2 separate regions of the Homo sapiens genome follow, and region 1 is linked to region 2. The links are chromatin loops, found by intact Hi-C in ENCODE. Cell type or tissue: heart right ventricle. All regions are shown on one strand. Region 1 has its middle 35 kb from the start of MAPRE2. Region 2 has its middle 10 kb from the start of ZNF397.

Region 1 (2,500 bases), 220 kb before region 2:
GGGAGGCTGAGGAAGGAGAATGGCGTGAGCCCAGGAGGCAGAGCCTGCAGTGAGCCGAGATCGCGCCACTGCACTCCAGCCTGGGCGACAGAGCGAGACTCCATCTCCAAAAAAAAAAAAAAAGAAAAGAAAGTAAATTACTAAATTACTGCTTATTGGTATGTACATTTTAAAGTCGTTTATAATGCTTATCCTGTTGAAATTAAAAATCTTTTTGACTAGAAAAAGCCTGTGTTGATACTAAATATAAAACCTGGTTAAACCTAAGTTTGGGGAATTCAGTACTTTAATTGATGTTGGTATTTGATACCCCACTAGAGGCACTGCTCCTTGGGGTTATCCGCCGACATGATTCCCGTCACATCAGACTATCAGGGCAGGGGAAAAACAAAAGAAAAAATATTTTCATAGGACTGACATTATACTAAATTTTTATCAACTATTAATCAATATAAGAATTGATCTAATAATATATATTGAGAGTATAATTCTATTGTCTGGCTGACTTAATCACTTTCATATGGTAAGATTGATTGACTTTTGGATATTTGGCGTGTATTTTTTCTTTAATTTTTTCCATTGCTGGCCACACCCACTAAACTAAATTATAACTCTTTGCTTCCATATTTTCATCATATTAAATGCTTGCACTCTTTTTTTCTTCCATTTTTACTATCCCAGTGTCCTGTTTCCCAGAGGAACAGTTCATTTCAACAGCCAGGGAGAAAGCCTGGATGCTCAAGGTAAGGTTTATATAAATTACGTTGCATGACTCCTTGCTTAAAAATTAATTTAAAGTGAGTAGTAATATTGTCATTGTAACAAATTTATTTTCAAAATTCCAGTACACAATTAAAGCCGATATTTGAGTAAATATGCTCTTTTAAAACACTATTTTTCAAATCAAATTCCATTTCCCAAGTGTACGAAGGGCTAATTAATTGCTATTAGTAATTCCTCCAAAAATGGTCAAGCCAATTAATTAAAGTTTAATTTTGAAAAATCTTATGATAGGTGGGGAGGGTAGAATATCAAGATATGGTCAAAATGAACTCATGACATCGCTATTTATAAATAAATGATTTTTATTTGATATTGTTAAGAATCAAGAAAGCCACTCTGTTGGCTTTGAGAGGCAGAAAGAGAGACAGAGTGAGAGCGTGCGAGCGTGCGAGCATGTCTGTGACAGAGATGACGAACCTGGAAAGCCTCATTTTTTTCTGTCTGGGATTTGTCTTTGAGATGCAATCATTTTGACCTTCAGTTATTTCGAACTATTACTCTAAGTCTCTGTAAGTAATGTCTTCAAGAGTCACCTCCAGGAGCCCTTAGAACAAAGGAACAATTAACTGAAATTCCACCAGATGGCAATGTTTGGAAAGCCATTCAGAGAGGTCCCAAGCTACAAGCTATTATTGTTCACACAGAATAGTCTCACAAAGTGTGGTGTAACATCCTATATTTCATCAAAGGTACTCTAAACATCTTTTATTTTACTCCTATTTCTCCACAGCATCAAACATTTTTACTTAAAAAAAAAGTGTGTGGGGACGTATGTGTTTTCTTCTTTCAAAAAAAAATTCTGGAATGATAAAATTAGAAACCTCATTCTTGAATAGTAATTCTCTAAACAGTAATGGTGACTATTAAAAGCTCAAATCATGAATAATATACCATATTTGTTTTGGGGCCTCATTGTAATAAATGCTATGACTGGTGGTCACTTTTTAAATATTTGAGAAGAGAAACTGAAATTCTTCCACTTAATAGCATTTTAAGAAGTTGTCTTGATATTAAAATTTGCAGGTATAAAATTCACTGTATTGACTTGGAACAATTAGTTTATTTAGTGTGGAAGAATAGATGTTTTCTCCTGTTGCTCTAGTGAAAGTGGAAATATGGAGCACTTTTGTAGGCTGAGGTGAGCACATTACCAGAGGTTAGGAGTTAAAGACCACTCTGGCCAACATGGCAAAACCCTGTCTCTACTAAAAATATAAAAACTAGCTGGGCATTGTGGTGCATACCTGTAATACCAGCTACTCGGGTGGCTGAGGCACAAGAATCACTTGAACCCAGGAGGCAGAGGTTGCAGTGAGCCAAGATCGTGCCACTGCACTCCAGCTTGGGTGACAGAGCAAGACTCCATCTAAAACAAGCAAACAAAGTGGAGATATGGTACCCTGCATGATGTTCCAACAGCTGGAATATTCAGGGGCCAGAGCAGGCTCTAGGACAGAGTTGGGACAGGGCTCAGTGGAAAGGTACCTGAGGGCATTAGAAATAGGAAGAACCAGGAAGAGAAACCACCTAAGCTTTCTGTGTCTATAGCTGCGGATCATAAGTGCCCTTTGAAAACTGATCTTGTACTGCTAGCCCTTATAGTAGGTGGTCCATATGTCGGGTCTGTATGAGGCAATCCTGGTTCAAGTCTGTGTTCCTGGAAAATAGTCTAGTTAGCACTGCCTTTCACCCTCAAAACGTTTCATTTTGGATGATA
Region 2 (2,500 bases):
TAATCCCAGCACTTTGGGACGCTGACACCAAGGCATGAGGAGCACTTGAGGCCAGACATCAAGACCAGCCTGAGCAACTTAGCAAGACTCCCCCATCACTCTCCCCACAAAAAATGTATATGTATATGTCAGTCTGGCCTGGTGGTACACACCTATAATCCCAATTACTCAGAAGCTGAGGCAGGGGGGTCATTTGAGCCCAGGAGTTCAAGCCTGCAGTGAGCTATGGTATGCCACTGCACTCCAGCCTGGACAACAGAGTGAGATTCTGTCTCAAAAAAAAAAAAAAAAATTATATGCTTTTTTTTTTTTTTTTGAGACAGGTTCTCTCTCTGTCACCCAGGCTGGAGTGTGGTGGCGTGATCTCAGCTCATTGCAGCCTCAACCTCTGAGGCTCAGGTGATTCTCCTACCTCAGCCTCCCAAGTAGCTGGTACTCAGGTGTGTGCCACCACGCCTGGCTAATTTTTTATATTTTTAGTAGAGATGGGGTTTTGTTATGTTGCCCAGGCTGGTCCTGAGCTCCTGGACTCAAGCAATACCCCCACTTCAGCCTCCCAGAGTGCTGGGATTACAGGTGTGAGCCACTGTGTCTGGCCGATATGCAGATTTTTTACCTATATGTAGGTGTATGAGTTCCCCTAACCCCCAAGTTGTTCAAGGGTCAACTGGTACTGTGGTATTCACAGAACCTAGTACAGTGCCTGGCTCATTGATGCTCAATAAACATTTTTTGAATTTAATTAAGTATTTAAAAATTAAGACATAGTAATATTTTGTATATTAATGACATTTTAAATACCCAACATTTTCATTTAGGCCAAAGTTATTTAGTTTTCACATACACCATCACTTAATAAGTGATGCTGAATTTATAAGACTAAATAAGTTTACGAGAAATTCAGCCTTAGGAGATTCACTGTAAAATTCTAGTAAACAAATTCTTCAGGGCTAATTTTCTTTCTCTGTTCATATAACTCAAAAGTAGCTATAATAAAATTTGGTTTTTTTTGTTTGTTTTTTGTTTTTGTTTGGATGGAGTTTCGCTCTTGTTGCCCAAGCTGGAGTGCAATGGTGCAACCTCGGCTCACTGCAACCTCCATCTCCCAGGTTCAAGCAATTCTCCTGCCTCAGCCTCCCGAGTAGCTGGGATTACAGGTGCTCGCCACCACGCCCGGCTAATTTTTTGTATTTTTGGTAGAAACGGGGTATCACTATCTTAGCTAGGCTGGTCTCGAACTCCTGACCTCAGGTGATCCGCCGGCCTCGGCCTACCAAAGTGCTGGGATTACAGGAGTGAGCCACTGCACTCGGCCATAAAATTTATTCTTTTACAGCATCTTTATATTCAAGTATTTTGTAGAAAGTATTCAAGATTATTTGGTTCCTTAGGATGTTATATAATTTTTATTTATAATTAAAATATTTGATAAAGCCTTTAGACATTTAAAATCCAAATTTCTATGTCCAGAAATTATGTGTTACTGGGAATGAGAAATTACACTGCAGGCTCCGCTAGGATCCTTCTGAACGTGCCCTGCTTTAAATGGCCAACAGGGGGCAGCATGTTCTAGGGCAATGTCTCGAATCCTGCAACAGTCTTTGTGACGAAAAACAGTCGCCGAACTGCCACCAGAACTCTTGGACTGTGGAATGCAGGGTAAACAAAAATCTATTTACTGGCTCCAGTCAAACTACTTCTAAAGCAGTAGAGGTCATCTTATGGTTTCAATCATTTTACAATTAGTTTCAATACCACCACTAATTATCACCTGCTTGTTAATGCATAATAATAGGTGAATATAACACAAAATAGCAAGTTTCCTGTCAAGCCAGAGAGGAGAGAAGAAAGAGCTAAAAGAATCTTGGGAACATGAAATATTGAAAAATGCTTAAGTAATCTGGAACACTTATTACCTGCACACTTAATGATTTTTCAGTCTAATAAACATGATTAATATGTGATTTTTTACTGTTTATAATACTAACGCCTTATATATATTATTAACATAGATACTAATAATAGTAATGCACTCAAATAACTATAAGAACTAGTGAGGATTTTTAGGCTAATGTATTCATTCTTTGTACAAGTAAATTCTGTAAAAACAGAAAAATTTATCCTATGAAATAGATTGACATTCAATATCATATATTTTACTATAACTGTAGGATGTTACTAGTATGGGGTCCTTTTATAGACTAATATACAGTAGTAAAAATTATGGTAAAATCGTAGGCAAGTTAGATTAGAAAGATAATTACTTTTTTATTTTGTTCAATTTGGTTAGATTTGTTCTTTAGCAAAAGGCATTCATTTGTGTATATTCTTAATTTTACTCTGCTATGTTGTCATGCTTACCCACACAAACTGTTAATTAATAGTACCCTTGATTTTGAAGCTTGAAGAGATCCTGACATTCCCTCTATTTAAAGAGTCTTTGAGTCCCTACTTTTGATGCAGTTTCCTAGGATACTGAGAAATCAGTTGCTATTTAAAC

What was found. A loop is a pair of places that touch in the nucleus more often than their neighbours do. Peaks named below come from ENCODE experiments on the same cell type or tissue, not always from the same donor. Only the 100,000 strongest peaks of a DNase experiment are listed, where the experiment ranks them.
Region 1: it touches region 2 in a loop (4-fold over the local background); 35 of 110 quality-filtered maps call a loop at or near these places.

The regions. Positions count from the first base shown.
Region 1 is chr18:35,004,811-35,007,310 of GRCh38, forward strand. It overlaps a transcript of MAPRE2 not described here. Among named protein-coding and RNA genes, the nearest start is that of MAPRE2, 35 kb to the right of the region's middle. In heart right ventricle, a CTCF peak has its summit at 1,360 (motif pointing right); no DNase peak of the experiment used is centred here.
Region 2 is chr18:35,229,600-35,232,099 of GRCh38, forward strand. No RefSeq gene overlaps it. Among named protein-coding and RNA genes, the nearest start is that of ZNF397, 10 kb to the right of the region's middle. In heart right ventricle, CTCF peaks have their summits at 1,550 (motif pointing right) and 1,767; a DNase peak (open chromatin) is centred at 1,582; H3K4me3 peaks cover 402 bases.